2 separate regions of the Homo sapiens genome follow, and region 1 is linked to region 2. Evidence: chromatin loops called from intact Hi-C (ENCODE). Cell type or tissue: PC-9. All regions are shown on one strand. Each heading gives the region's core, and the rest is flanking DNA. Links, peaks and the distances in the headings are about the cores only.

Region 1 (8,321 bases), core at 288-8,287, 230 kb before region 2:
TGAAACTGTGCTATTGCAGCCCTTGCTCCATTATTCAACTTTGTAAATAGGGTAGATGGAATCATAGGAAGCAGTGCTGACAGTTACTAAAGTGTAGTTGGAGGCCTTTACAAGTTTAATAAAACGCAGGGGAAAGGGGAAGAAAAAGAATGGGGTTTGCCCTGGAAAGGAGATTCCAGGGTCAGGAGACAATTGTGTAACTTTCTGAGTTCTGCCCTCCCTGGGCCAGGCCAGGTCACTTGGCCAATTCTTGCCAAAACTTTTCAACCCAGTGACTCAGGAACTGGACTTTTCCATTCTAGCCTGTGGGAATGTGGCTGTGATTTTATAACTGAAGTCCACAGAACAATGGGATTTGCCTTTTGAAAAATTGCTTTTCAGACACCAGTACTGCAAAACACCTACTTCTACTGGCTCACCAGTGGAGCTCTTAAAACTTTTTAAAAACACTCAGTTCTTGGGTGAACAACACACCCAGCCTCTCCCCAATAACTAGAAAAAAAGGTCAGCATCCTCCACATTTGAAGGTCAAAGTCCTGGTCAAAGATGCTGTTTTGAGTCACCCATGGATAATGGCCAATTTGATAGAAGATATAGAAACAAACAAACAAACAAACAAAGACCATGTAAATCAAGCTTGCCTTTAGATGTTTGGCCTAGAATAGGGAGTATAGCTTAGTGCCTAAAAACTTGGACTGTGAAGAGAGACAGGTCTGGGTTCCAATCTCAACCACATAGGCAAGTTATTTAAACTCTATAAACCTTAGTTTCCCATCTGTAAAATGAAGATGTCGATTGTACTAACATATATTTGTTATGAGGATTACATTTTTAAAAATTCACACAAAATACCTGACATAGGGGAAATAATAAAATCATATTGTATAGACAGAAGCATGCTAAATAGAGGATTCTTGTGTCCACTGAATGCAGGTGCTACTGTGTGAGGCAGACTCAAATGGCCTCTCAAGTGGCTGGCTTGCTTGCCTCTTTCTCTGCCTTCTTACAGGAAAGCAATTCCTAATGCCTGACATGGCTTGAAAAAAGCTGACAGGGAACAGCCTCCAGATATAACTGAGCAGGAAGCTAGAAACAGCAATCCCTGCACATTCTGCTAAACTCAAGTTTGAGGGAAGTCTGGTGGTGCATCCTGGCTTGGACTAGGGAAAAGCAACTGGCCAAGATCATGGTCGAGCCACCAATTATCACCTCCTCTGAGGAACGCACACCCTTTTTTAAGTAATCAACCAATTAAAATTTTAAACTCAGGAATCTTTCTCTTAAAACATACAGATTTTTATTACAATTTCAAAAACATCCAAGACAATTATTTATAGCCTAAATGCAATTATTTATAGCCTTGTAAAAATATGGGCCAGATGAATAGAAAAGACGGCTGGTTTTGTTCATTTGTTTTTACTCTCTCACTGCACCACTATGTGGTTTAGAGTTACTGCATTTTGTTGTTAGCAACTGGATAATTTCCAACCGGTTATAAGAATCGAACCTGTTTGGTTTATCACACACAGACACACACACAGAGTTGTGTATATAAATACAATCTAAATGTCCCCTCAATGGGTAAACAGGAGTTGAAACAGTTGGAATATTCATTACTATGGGTAAGTTAGAATTGTATGAACGTGGGCAGAAAATTTTCCTTCCCTGGGTCTTGGGTTTTTGAAATATAAATAAATGCACCTAATTATGCTTACAGATTGTTTCATTCACCTAGCGGTGTTTTAAAAATGTGAATGTGAATGACTTTTCTAAGCACTCACTTCCTAGTTCCCTAATATCACCCAGCTGCCTGCTTCTCACATTTGCTTCTCTTCTTGGTGCCTGGAAGCATTTGGGCTTGCAGACCCTGCATGAGATGATTTAGGCTTCCTCTAACTTCCAGACTCTGCTATCCTGATTCTTACTGAGTTGCTGAGTTGTCGAATCTCTTTGTTGGGAGAGTAAGTAAAACTCTCACTCTTTTACAGATAGGCTTGCGGATTTATTAGGAAGAAATGAAGCATGCTCAGACAAAAAGAAAAAAAAGTCAATTTCTTATTATTCTTCAATTTTTTAATTTCTTTGCAGATATTTTGGAAGATCCCTGTTCTGTAACTCTACATTCTTATCTGCAAGGTATCACTTATTTCAGCCAGTTAATAACCACCTCTCCTTGTCAAGATGTTATATCTGAGACACTCCCAAAAGTTTCTGCTGGTTTTTCTTCCTTTGTCTTTGGCTTTCCTTAGGGATATTGGGCAAATATCCCTGACAACTTAAACCTTGATGTGACAAATAGAGATTTCACATTTATGATTAAACCATCATGATTCCACAAAGGGACAACCTGAGCCTTCATTTGGTTTGGGCTTGGAGCCAACAGAAGTTGAGTCAGACACTCCTAGTGAGTAAAGGCTCGCGGGCTCAACTTGGAATCGAGCAGGGCAGAGGGGCCTTTGGTTGTAGAGCTGTACTCAAAGAACATAACACTCCTCCTGCCAAACCAAACTTAATGGCTCTGCCCTCCAAAAGTCACAGCTTTTATCAACCAACTGGTATTCTACTGTGAGATGCACAATCTATCCCACTTTGATCTCAGCAACAATATGCTTGAGGCAATGATCTCAATTTTGCAATCATAGCTGAATTGATGTAAAACTGGGGACAATCACTTTACAACTTTCTTTACTCAAATCTCATTTCTCCCTAATAGCAGAGCCACTGCCCCCAAACTGACAATCGGCTAGAACAGTGTGCAGAATCACCTGAGGATCTTGCTGAAATGATAATCCCGACTCAGTGAGCCGGGAGTGGGCCTATGATTCTGCCTTCTGACTGCTCCCAGCTGATGTGGGTGCTTATGGTCCACAATTGCATTTGGAGTAGCAAGGACCTAGACAGCTTTGTCCATTTCAATTAGGTGTTTATTTGCTTCCAAGTGCTGACTTCTGTGCTAGGTGCTGGGAATACAAAGATGCATGAGACAATTGCTTTCCTCGGAGAGCTCACTATTTAATGAAGAGGTAGACACATAAATATCTAACTATGGTGTACATGATAATTGCTATCATTACAATATGAATGCAGTCCTTTGGCACCAAAGAAAGAAGTGAGAGATAAAATTATAACTTACAATCAATGTACAAATACTCCTATCTCTACCTACCTCTGCCCTTTTTTTATCCTGTGCATGTTCCAACATGAAAAACACTTGTAACGTGGAACCCAGATCAGACCTCCCTTAAAACTGATATTTCCAAGAAGTCAAGCTCTGGACAAACTGCATATAAGCAGATGCTTTCAAAAAGGTGAAATCATGATTCTCATATAAATATAAAACGAATGTGTGTCAAATACTTTATCCAATTAACACTGGTCGAAGAGCATTTGAGAAGCTACGTATTTAGAGGCAACGTTAGGATAAGATTGCCAGGTCAAGCACAAAGCTGGTCAATATCCAACAGAGCCATAAACTGTAAGATAACTTTTGGGTTATCTTTTCTAAGGGACAGAAATTATTTGCACCTCCAGCAGATAAAATCTGCCTGTTAAGAACTGGATCTCTAGAGCTGTAAGGTAGCTCAAACAATAGAACGTCAACCTAGCACTAAGTCCCTGGTAACCTCTTTCGCTTATTTTCAAGTTTCAGATAAATTTTCTGATTTCACACCCAGCCTCCAGAAAATTATTGCAAGATGGGAGAAGATCCCCCTTTACTTCAACTAGCTCTAAAGGTACTTTAGAAACTGAACCTTCCTAATTTACCTGATTGGATCTCATTCCCAGATGAAATGATTGTTAGTAATAGCATCTGTCATTGATTGAGGTACTAGATTATGTGTTTTAGGTACATTATCTCTCTCAGTCTTCACGTCAGCCCTTGAAGTAAGTACAACTATCCCTCCCTGACAGTTGATGAAATAATCTCAGGGAGGTTAGATGAGTTGCCCAAAACCATGCAACTACTGGCACAGCCAGGATTCAACACAGTAATATTATTATGAATACAATAAGTAATTAGCAAATGAATGTGAGGCCTTAATGTTAGACAAGAATAGGTTGGGTTTGGGATCAACGTGATTTGTACGATTTTTTTTCCACAGTGCTTAACATTTGCAGGTCCTTTGGATGAGGGCATTGTTTTCAGAACCTATGTTAAAAATAGAATAATATTTGATTGAAAAAGAGTGGGGAGGCCAGGAGAGAGCAGTTTGCTATGGGACAGACACTGTGGCATTCCAGGCTGCAGTTTTAGGGCCTGGAACCACAGGAGCGCAGTAAGGGCAGGGCTGGGCAGGGCTGGGCAAGGCAGGGTCGGCTCACACTCCCCACCTCTGGCTGCTCCTTGGCACCTGGCTGCATGGCTGGTTCACTTCCTCTGCTACCACGAAAGCTATTTCTCAGGACCTGGGATGAATAATCTAATCAAGAATGATGCCACCTTCCCAAGAAGCACTTCCTGGCCACTCCCCAGTCACCTCCTCAGGACTACATCCTCCTGAGGGCCTGTCATAGAACTTTTCTGCTTAGGGTAGGTAAAGGGACGTCCTAAGAGATGAGCCATTAGCTGGGGTGGGGCAGATTGCAGAGCAGGAAGGCAGTCTCTCTCAGAGCAGAACAGGGCTACAGGCAGGCAGGGAGCCACAGCACCTATCCCAGAGGTCATTTCTGATGTTAGAGTTCCCTTGGATATTTGTTAAAAAATGTGTCCTCCCAGACCCCAACCCAGACTTACTGAATGAGAAGAAACTCAGGGATAAAGCTCAGAAATCCTTAATTTTTAACAGCCTCTCTTGGTGATTCAATCTGAAAACCTTTTGTCCCAGATCACTAGTTCTTACCCCTGATTTCACATTAAAAATTAAAACCACCTGAGAAACTTCTTTTTTTTGAGACAGGGTTTCACTCTGTCACCCAGGCTGGCGTGCAGTGACACAAACTTGGCTCACTGCAGCCTCGACTTCCCAGGCTCAACAATCCTCCCACATCAGCCTCTCAAGTAGCTGAGACTACAGGCACACGCCACCACTCCTGGCTAATTTTTGTATTTTTTTGTAGAGGTGGGGTTTTGCCATGTTGCCCTGGCTGGTCTCGAACTCCTGGGCTCAGGCAATCTGCCTGCCTCAGCCTCCCAAAGTGCTAGGATTACAGGAGTGAGCCACCATGCCGCCCCCCACCCTGTCCCTGAGAAACTTCCAAAAGCAGCATGTCCTGGCCCAGAAATCTGTACTTTTTAAGTTCTCTGTCCCACCCATTCCAGGGAGATTCTAAAGTAAAGCTAGTGTGGAAAACCATTTTTCTAGAATTCAGTGCTTCTCAAACAAGCGTGCATTCAAATCATCTGGGAATCTTGTTAAATGCAGATATTGATCCCGTACGTCTGGGGCAGGTCCTGCGACTCTGCATTTCTAATAATCTGTGGTGCAGCAGATGCTGCTGGTACTACTTTGAGTGGCAAGATTCTCCATGGTAGATCCTTAACCTTGGCTGATCACTAGGATCACCCGTGCCGATTGCATTGGTTTCTTAGGGCTGCTGAAACGAATACCAGAAACTTCTGGCTTCAAATAGCACACATTTATTCTCTTACAGTTTTGGAAATCAGAAGTCCAAAACCAGTTCCACTGGGCCAAAGTCAAGGTGTCAGCAAGGCTGCCTTCCTTCTAAAGGCTGTAGGAGAAATCCATTTCCTTGACCTTTCTAGTTTCTGGAGGGCACTTACGGTCCTTGGCTGCTCATGGACCCTTCCTCCATTTGCAAAGGGCATCATCACTCCTATCTCTGCTTCCCTTGTCCCCTGGCCTCCGACTCCTCCCCAATAAGGAACCTTGTGGTTACGTCAGGCTCACCTAGATAATCCAGGGTGATCCCCTCATCTCAACACCCTTAACTTAATCACACCTGCAAAGTCCCTTTCACCATATAACAGCATGTTTATAGCAGTACAATTCGCTATTGAGAAAATATGGAACCAGCCCAAATCTCTATCAATCAACGAGTGGATGAAGAAATTGTGGTGTGTGTATATATATATATATATATATATATATATATATACACACACACACACATATATATATATACACACACATATATATATACACACACATATACATATATATAATTATGTTTTTGTATTTTTGTATATATATTGTGTATATACATATACCACAATTTCTTCATCATATATTCATATAGATATATGACGGAATACATCATAATTCATATATATATGATGGAATACTACTCAGCCATAAAAAGAAACGAATTAATGACATTTGCAGCAACCTGGATGGAACTGGAGACTATTATTCTAAGTGAAGTAACTCAGGAATGGAAAACCAAACATTGTATATTCTCACTCATAAGTGGGAGCTAAGCTATGAGGATGCAAAGGCATAAGAATGACACAATGGGCTTTAGTGACTCGGGAGGAAAGGTTGGGAAGGGGGCGAGGGATAAAAGGCTACAAATTGGGTGCAGTGTACACTGCTTGAGTGATGGGTGCACCAAAATCTCACAAATCACCACTAAAGAACTTACTCATGTAGCAAAACACCACCTGTTCCCCCCAAACCTATGGAAATTAGAAAACAAAATCACAGGCTCCAGGAATTAGAACATTTTTGTTGGGGGTGCATGCATTCTTCAGCCTACCACAGAGATTTTTTTTTTTTTTAATTCTGAAACTGAGGTCCCTTGGTAAAGACCCTGTTGTGTTTGGTCTAGGGCAAGGCCAGGCCCAGGTATTGTCAGAGGCTCTGGGCTGAGGACAGCACTATGCATAGGGGGTTTGCGAAATGCCGCTCCCCCTAGGCCAGGGCACACTCGCGCAGGGCTTCCCTCCACCCCTTCCACTGATTCCACCCTGGACTTCCACTCAAAAACCCCAGCACACAAACTGAGGCCTCACAAGAGAGTCAAGGAGGCAAATGTTGGTCTTTCCCCCTGCTTGGGAGGCCATTGCAATTAGGGACCTGGTTCCTGCTTTTTGTCCTGGGCATTCACAGAGCTAGGGCAGCAGGCAGAGGGTTGAATCAGCCCTTCTCCACAAGCAGGCCCTGGATATTAGTGCGTTTCCTTTTTATTTGGCATTTATAGTATTCCCAGCCACTTCTCAACCCTTATAATTATAACCCGGATCCCACTCAGCCTCCTTCGGCTCGGGTTTAAAAGCTAAGCGATCTCTTGAAGCAGCCAACTATTAAAACTTCATGGCCTTTTACGAAATATCAGTTGACAGAAGGTATTATGAAACATTGCCTAGTATAATTACAATTACAGTGCAATTGTCGACACCCATGAGTCAAGCATACTGTGTGAAGTGACAGTCGGGATGGCATAGTTTCTTCCCTCGCTGGCTGCCCAGGCCTGGGGCTTTCCTAATCCGTCTCCATTGCCTGGTCCTTGCCATCAGCTCTGAGGGGCGAAAGCCAGCCACTCAGCCAGACAGGGGCCAACCGCACTGGTGGCTTCTGGCCTTATCTTTGTATGATGCAGCATGCTGGTTTTCTACTAGGCCTTTCCGGGGACTTAAGGCATGGCTTTGAGCAGGGGCTGGGTGTTCCATTTTCCTTTACGACTTCAGCTACAGCAATACAAACAAGCCCTGGCATGTGCCTATCGGCATGGCCACCTAGGTGTCCCAGATGAGTATGATTTTTGGTGGGATCCCCAAGAATATCTATCTCCCTGCCCTCTCTGACTGCCAAACTTCTCCAGGAAGGGCTGTACAGATGCTTTAAGTCTCTCAACACTGCAGACTAACTTCAGCCACCATCTCTCTCCTGTGCTATCTTGAAGATCACCTCAAGGCTGAATCCAATGGCATTCTCCCAGTCCTCACTCTCCTTAATCTCTGTTTTCAGTTTCATGCTGTTGAAATTCGCTCTTAGTATAAAGTCCAAATTTTATTACTATGGGCTATGTCATCTGGCCCCATCCTACCCTTCCAGTTCTATCACATGTCCCCTTCCTCTCTGGTCTCTGTGCACCTGTCACCCTGGCCATCTGCTGCCCTCCAATGTGCCAAGCTCTTTCCTGTCTCAGCAGCTTTGCCCTGCTTTTCCCTCTGCTGGAAAGCCCATCCACTCTTCTTCCTTGGCTAGGTGCTTTTTCACCTGCACATCTGAGCTGGAATAGCACCTGCTGAAAGAGGTCTTCCCTGGCCGCCTCTCTAAAAGGATGTGTCACCCATTCTTAATACCCTCTATCACAGCAGCCAGCTTACTTCCTTCATAACCATTATTGTCTTTTGTAATTATTTGTTAGTTTCTTACTTGGCTCATCTGTTTTTTTCCACTGGACAGCAAGCTTCTCAA
Region 2 (8,321 bases), core at 43-8,042:
TGCTGCTATAAAGACACATGCACACGTATGTTTATTGCGGCACTATTCACAATAGCAAAGACTTGGAACCAACCCAAAAGTCCAACAGTGATAGACTGGATTAAGAAAATGTGGCACATATACACCATGGAATACTATGCAGCCATAAAAAATGATGAGTTCATGTCCTTTGTAGGGACATGGATGAAGCTGGAAACCACCATTCTCAGCAAACTATCGCAAGGACAAAACACAAAATACCACATGTTCTCACTCATAGGTGGGAATTGAACAACGAGAACACATGGACAAAGGAAGGGGAACATCACACACCAGGGACTGTTGTGGGGTGGGGGGAGGGGGGAGGGATAGCATTAGGAGATATACCTAATGCTAAGTGACGAGTTAATGGGTGCAGCACACCAACATGGCACATGTATACATATGTAACAAACCTGCACGTTATGCACATGTACCCTAAAACTTAAAGTATAATAATAATAAAAAAATAAAATAATAATCAAAGAGGTTTGGATTTGGGCTTAACTTTAGGCTTGACATTCATTGGAAGAAGTCACAATATTGAACATTTTCTAATGGTAAAGACTCTAGGGATTGATGCCTTGGCTGGGAAAGTGACATCCTCCAGCCATGTACATTCTCATACCTCATGCCAAGATGAACTGAGATCGAAAGTGACAAGACCTACCTGAACCACCTCTAACCAGATACTCTCAGCAGGGGCTCAACTCTCGTTCCAGTCTTGCTTGTTACATTTTGCTGTTGCCATTAAAGGGTGAAAGGATGATCCAGGGAGCAAGCAGATTCCCTTGTTACTATTTAGCTTATAACCAAATCTCTAACTCTTTAATTATTTTCTTGATGCATTTATTACAAGAGAGCTTTAGTTCAAAGGTAGCAGAGCTTGAAAGTTAGATTTGTACAAAAATTTAAAAAGCAGCTTGTTTTGCCAGAATTATCTATATTTCTTCAGACCAGCACGTGGCTGTGGTAGTAGAAAAGGCAGGGTCTAAATAGGCCCTCAACAGTCCTTTATTAGAACAGAAACTTCTCTAGGCTGATTCTTTGTGTCCTAATAGGCTTCAGTATATGACAGAAACAAGAGCTAACACCTGCAAATATTTATTATGTGCCAGTCACTGTCCTAAGCACTTGACCTGTATTAACTGAGAGAATCCTCACAAATCCCTATGAGGTATGTGCCATCATACCTATTTTACAGATGAGGAAAGGCAGATACAGAGAAGTAACTAACTTGCCCAAGTTCACACAGCTAGGAGGGGAGGAACGCAAATTTGAACCCAAGCACCTGGCTCCAGAGTCTGTGCTCTTAACTGTGGTCAACATGAACACTAGCTGACAAACCCCACGCTGCCTGGCATAGATTCCATGGTGTATGCTGGCAACAGAGGAACCAGAGCTAAGCACCAATGGGTAAAGAAGGAGCTGAGGAACAGAAAGCAAGTTTAAGGTATTTTTTAAAAACACACACACATACGCATGTGCATGTGTCTTTATAATAGAACGATTTATATTCCTTTGGGCATATACTCAGCAATGGGATTTCTGAGTCGAATGATATTTCTGTCTTCAGATCTCCAAGGAATTGCCACACTGTCTTCAACAATGGTTGAACTAATTTACACTCCCACCAGGAATGTATAGGGGTTCCTTTTTCTCCACAACCTCACCAGCATTTGTTATTTTTTTACTTTTTAATAATAGCCATTCTGACTGGTGTGAGATGGTATCTCATTGTGGTTTTGATTTGCATTTTTCTACATGCCTGTGTATGTTCATTGCATCACTATTCACAATAGTAAAGATATGGGATCAACCTAAATGCCCATCAGTACTAGACTAGATAATGTGGTACATTTACACCATGGATGTAAGAAAATGTGGTACATTTACACCATGGTACATTTACACAGGACATGGATGGAGCTGGAGACCATTATCCTTAGAAAACTAATGCAGGAACAGAAAACCGAATACTGCATGCTCTCACTTGTAAGTGGGAGCTAAATGATGAGAACACATGAACACATAGAGGGGAACAACACACACTAGGGCCCATTGGAGGGTGAAGGATGGGAAGAGGGAGAGGATCTAATGGGTACTAGGCTTAATACCTGGGTAATGAAATAATCTGCACAACAAACCCCCATGACACGTGATTACCTAAGTAACAAACCTTCACATGTACCCCAAACTTAAAAGTTTAAAACAAATCATCTTTATTATTTCTGACTATAAACATAATATGCTCATTGGAGAAAATATAGAAAATACTCAAAAAGTATAAAAAATCAAAATCAAAAATCTCACCTGAGTTTGTCTTTTACCCCTACCCACAGGTCTCATTCATTCATTTGCTCACCTCTTCTACCACTAATTCACTATCCATTTGCCAAGTTTCATGCATGGCTCTGTGGAACAAGTAATATTGTACAGTTCACATAAACTAACCCAGCTTGATTAGCTTAGAAGAAGTAATAAAGGATATGTAAGAATGTCTTATCTACAATTCAAGGCAAATTGTAATTAAAAGTAATACAAAAGAGGATGTTTAGGGCAGTGAAACAATTCTGTCTGATGCTGGAATTGTGGATGCATATCGTTATACATTTGTCCAGACCTATAGAATGTACAACACCAAAAGTGAACCGTAAGGTAAACTATGGATTTCGGTGATAATCATGTGTCACTGTAGTATGTTCATCAGTTGCAACAAATGTACTACCGGGTGCAGGATCCCGATGGTGGGGAAGGCTCTGCTTATGTGTGTATGCAGGCAGGATGCATATGGGAAATCTCTGTACTTTCTGCTCAATTTTGCTGTGATCCTAAGACCTTTCTAAAAGATAAAGTCTATTTAAACCAAAAAAAAATTCTCTTTTTTTAAGTAATAGAAAGTTAAAATAATGCTTTGTGAGTGTTTACTGTGGGCCACACAGAGTTCTAAAAAATTCTACATAATTAACTCATTCAATCCTTACAACAACAGAATGAGGTGAGACTATATTTAAGTCCCCCTTTTATAGATGAGTGAACCAACATGCAAAGAAGCTTACTAACTAACCAAAAGTCACTCAGAGAATGTGGTAAAGCCCGAATCCCAACCTGAACAGTGAGCTCAAAAACCTCACTCCTAATCTTGTCTCCTCAGCCTCTGTGGAGGTTTGGGACAACTAAGGATGGAGGGATCCCTCAGGTGAGGGAAGGTGGGGTGGGAAGTGGAATTTCCAGTGGGGAGGGGGTGGGGGAGCATCTGAGGTGGATGAAGAGTGAGCAGTAGTCCTCCTCTTTCCTGTTCCTGAAGCAATACAGAACCTTACAATAGCTTGCGTTGGAGTGTCTATGGGGGCTGAATGCTAGATTTCGGGTCACTGGGCCCTTCCCAGAAAGAACAGTACCGTCTGAAGCGTGCCCCTCACTGCTAAGTGCTGTAGATCCGTTGTGTCTTCAAGCCAGAGATGGAGATGTCTGTGTTCAGTTGGTCACCTCATCCCGCACCTCCCTCTTCCTTCCCCTCACAGCCCTATCTCAAATCACTTCCCAGCAATGACTTGCCCTTCTCCCTCCAGGGCTGTCCCTGCATTCCCCACACCCTCCCGGCTGGCACCTCTGCCCAGGCTGTGGTTTGGCCCCGGAGGTCTGGACTGGACAGGGACAGCCTGAGCTGAACCTCAAGGAACAGGAAAGTTCAGTGTTTGCCTGAGGCACAACGAGTCATTCAGCAGTCACTAACTCTCGCTCCTTAGCACTCCATCCCCCTGCAGAAACCTTCCCAGGGGACATGGGGACATTTAGCCCTATTGAAGAGACTAGCCTCCATTGGCCTACTTTCTTCCCTCACACTTCCTTCAAGGGGCTTTAGCAAGATTTATTTCTGACAGAAATGTCTTTCTGTAGACTTGTAAATATTCAGTCACTTCACAAGTTTGCTTAAAACTGTACCAAACTGTATTTTATTCCATTTTCAAAAATGATCTGTGGTAGCCTGACTTCAAAGTTGGCTGCCTTGGCTGGGCGCGGTGGCTCACGCCTGTAATCCCAGCACTTTGGGAGGCCGAGACGCGTGGATCACGAGGTCAGGAGATCAAGACCATTCCGGCTAGCACGGTGAAACCCCATCTCTACTAAAAATACAAAAAACTAGCCGGGCGTAAGTGGCGGGTGCCTGTAATCCCAGCTACTAGGGAGGCTGAGGCAGGAGAATGGCATAAACCCGGGAGGCGGAGCCTGCAGTGAGCCGAGATCGCGCCACTGCACTCCAGCCTGGGCAACAGAGCGAGACACCATCTCAAAAAACAAAAACAAAAACAAACAAACAAACAAACAAAAACAAAGATGGTTGCCATCAACTGCTGCCCTCTTGTAGACACATGCCACTCTTCCATGGAGAGGGGAGGCTGCTCCTGCACACCCTCGAAGCTCAGCTGGCCGGTGACTACTCTCAACAGAAGATACGGTGGAAGTGACATTGTGCCAGCTCCAGGCCCTGGTCTTTAAGAGGACTGACAGTTTCCACTTCTTGCCTCTTGGATCCCTGAGAGACACGGAAGAAATCCAGCCACTGTACTGGAAAGAGGCCACGTGGAGGAACACAGAGGGATCACGCATGTGCATGAAGAAGCCATGTTGAATGTCCAACCAGTAAAGCTTCCAGATGGCTCAGCCCCAGACTCCCAAACAAGAACTACTGAGCTCAGCTCATTCAACCCACAGAACCATGAAAAACAATAATATATTATTAAGTCACCATGTTTTGGATTTTTTTATGTAGCAATAAATAAATTATGATCATTCACTTTAACCCACTAATTCTAGGAATCTAGAAAATAATCCGAAATATAATCCAATATTCATGAATAAAGATATCTAATACATATCATTGTTGATCATATTAAAAAAAAGAGAAAAAACATAGGGCAAGGTTAAGTAAATTGTACATATGATCTATTGTGTAACATTTAAATAATGTAAATAATGCTAAGGCCAGGCGGTGGCTCACGCCTGTAATCCCAGCACTTTGGGAGGCCAAGGTGGGTGGATCACCTAAGGTCGGGAGTTTGAGACCAGCCTGACCAACATGGAGAAACCCCATCTCTACTAAAAATACAAAATTAGCCGGGCATGGTGGTGCAAGGCCTGTAATCCCAGCTACTCAGGAGGCTGAGGCAGGAGAATCGCTTGAACCTGGGAGGTGGAGGTTGCAGTGAGCCAAGATCATGCCATTGCACTCCAGCCTGGGCAACAAGAGCAAAACTCCATCTCAAATAATAATAATACTTAAGAAGAGTCTTTAATATCATAAAAATGCTTTCGACTTTTTAAAAAGAAAGAAAAGAAAATGAGTCACCAAATTATGAATTGTAGATGATCTCTACCACATAATATACATACAAGTAGAGATGATTGGAAGTGTGTTTGCTAATGTTGTCAGCATTTTTAACTGGTGGTAAGATTGTTATATTCTTCTTTATAGTTTTCTGGGCTTTTCTAAGTTTTCTAGAACAGGATTGTGTTTTTAGATTTCTTATCATAAAAGTAATACATGCCCATTATTTTAAAAATTCAGACAATTCAAAAGGGCAGAAAGGTAAAGTGATAGTCAACCCAAGGCTACCATTATAGAGATAACCACTGTCAACATTTGAATGTTAACATTTAGAATTTAACATTAATATAAATGTGCATTTTTTAATGTTAGGATACTATATTATTTTATATTCTGATTTTTGTACCTGTTTTATAATCAAAAGAAAATACATCTTAATACAGATAATTGTAACTTTTCTGAAAACATCTCATTGCCTTTTATCCCTCCTGTCATATAAAGTTTGCAGAGATGTGTGTATATGCACGAAAAATGCAACCACAGGAACATACACACCATACTTCAAAATGTATTACACAGTATAACAACTCTGCCTCTAAGCAGTAATTCATATATTAGGAAAGTTGATATTTAGCAAATTAGAGAAAAAGCTTTCTGGTACTCCCTTTCCTCTTATGATAGCTGGCCTGCCGGAAAGGAATCCTTGAACCTGAGCTCCCAGCCAGGGCCCGTGAGGCCTGGTAAGCATAATGGTAACAGGCAGGGCTCTGAGCCAGCCTGCCTGAGTTGGAATCCTCCTTAACTGGTTCTCTGACCTTGGGCAAATGACTGTAAGCTTCCATTTCCTTATCTAAAAAACAGGTAATTCTACTAACAACCTCAAAAGGATGTTGTACAGATCGACTTGGGCAGTCTATATGATGAGCTTAGCATATTCAGTTAATATCTAGGTGGTAACAATGTCATTATTCTTTCTTTCCGGAAAAGGCTGTCACATTTGATTTGGCATGAACCCCACCCAGACAACCAGCATTTAGTCTTTGCACATATTCTGCATACCTTGTATTAAAATACTTGAATTTAGGAAAAAGAAAAAAAGATCAGCAGCCACTATACAGTATATAGTACTGTACCATAGTATACCATAACATCATAATAAATAATGTTCTACAGTCTATTTATATCCCATGATAAGTATTAACAAAGTTTGGAAATGGAAATAAAAGATTAGCATTTAGGTTTGTACACATTTTGTCAGGCATTAGATATAATAGCAGCAAGAACAGGAGGACAAGGGAAGAAATGAAGTGCGGCTCTGATGTTTGCATACTTTCCATATGCCAAGCAGCACGCTCAGGGCAGCTGCAGAACTGAGTCCTCCCTGTAAGCACTATTACCCCTGTTTTACAAATGAAGAAACTGGGGCTTAAAGAAATTAAGTAACTTGCTTAAGGACACACAAATGGTCAAATAGACTGAACTAAGATTTGAAGCCAGTGTGTTTGATTCCAAACCTCTGAGCTCAACCCTAAGGATAATCTCCCTAGCAATTCCATAAAGTAGGTATTACCTTCAACATGACCCAAGTTAATACCTCAGGGGGTTTCAATGTTGGAATTCTCAGTTCATTCCCTTGTACCCCACATATAATTATTTCCCTGCTCAGAAGCTGATTTCATTGCTACTCGTTAAAATTACCTGGACAGGATTTTTTAATATACCAATCCTTTCCACAGAGATTCTAATGTACTAAGTCTAGTGGCCAAGGGCCCATTGGGTGTAACGAGCCAGGATGAAGCAGCACTGGCCTCCATGGTGCTGAGGCACCCACTGCTTCCAAGGACACTCAAGTAGTTTCCCCAGCCCTTTGCCTCCCCAGGAATTCTTAGTCCATCCACCAGCACCTACAGCTCTGGTCTTAGGTCTGCCCTCGTTCTCACCCTCGCTGACTCTGCTCCGTCACCAGTGACCTTAAGTCACTTTCCTGAATGGTCCACCCACCCTCCTCCCCGTCCCAAAGCTTCCTAGAAGGCTTTAGTGAAAGCATGTTCCATTCCTTTGTTTCAGTGAGCTTGGGAAACCACTCCTTCAGTGATTTAAACAATGGAAAGGAAAACAAAAAAGAAAACAAAGGGACTTCCAAAAATCAAACACTTATTGTTCCTAGGAACCTACCCTATCAGTGAATTTTAAGAATAAATGAAGGAAAACTTAGATACCCCTGCCCCCCAAATGCCTGGCAGACATTTGTGCTGGCTTTTGAAGAGTGTGTTCTGGAGAGAGGGTCATTCTGTATCTTGGAGGTCGGCTGGCCCTGAGGAGCTGAGGCTTTTGTTTTCTAAAAGTTACATTACACTTGGTCTGTGGAAGACTTGTATTATGTGGGTCTTTTTGCTCAGAGTTCAGTTCCTTAAAATCTCAAGCACTTTAACTGCTGGAAGGGAAAACCTCACTGATTTGTTCACTGGTAAAACCACATTAAAATGTAGCCCCCAACTGATTATCTAGGGTTTTTGCTTAAAATTATGTGCCAGTTATTTATATTGACTACTCCCTTGTGTGTTCTATATTCACATATGGAATACAATTCTGAAAATACTAACTTCTTTTGACCTATTTAAGTCTTCAACTTCCCATTTTGGTTGTTTATCGACACCTCAAATAGCTCAGAGGCATCAATCAACGCAAAACTTTTACTACTTTTAACTGATAAACCCAGAGAAAAGGGCTTTTATTTGGGATGAATTGACAGTACTCTCTTCCTATCTCTGACAGTTGAATGTCAATGTGGCCACAAGGAAAGCTTTAAATAGTTCAACCTTCAGCTCTGTCTCTGATGGGAACCAGGAATAAGAACGATGATCTTGTCTGAACAATCTGAAACTGATTCCAGACTCTACAGAACATTTTTGTAGTCTTACATTCCAGAAGAATCTAAGACTTTAAGCAGAATATAAGAACTGAAACCATGGTA

The links. A loop is a pair of places that touch in the nucleus more often than their neighbours do. Peaks named below come from ENCODE experiments on the same cell type or tissue, not always from the same donor. Only the 100,000 strongest peaks of a DNase experiment are listed, where the experiment ranks them.
Region 1: it touches region 2 in a loop (3-fold over the local background); 1 of 110 quality-filtered maps calls a loop at or near these places.

What each region holds. Positions count from the first base shown.
Region 1 is chr5:56,522,917-56,531,237 of GRCh38, forward strand. All of the region lies in intron 4 of C5orf67 (chromosome 5 putative open reading frame 67), which reads right to left. Among named protein-coding and RNA genes, the nearest start is that of LINC01948, 45 kb to the left of the region's middle. In PC-9, for the core only: no CTCF peak of the experiment used is centred there; DNase peaks (open chromatin) are centred at 2,365 and 4,455; H3K27ac peaks cover 5,103 bases.
Region 2 is chr5:56,753,593-56,761,913 of GRCh38, forward strand. No RefSeq gene overlaps it. Among named protein-coding and RNA genes, the nearest start is that of MAP3K1, 58 kb to the right of the region's middle. RefSeq lists an enhancer at 3,120-3,621. In PC-9, for the core only: no CTCF peak of the experiment used is centred there; DNase peaks (open chromatin) are centred at 3,709 and 6,169; H3K4me3 peaks cover 437 bases; H3K27ac peaks cover 1,691 bases.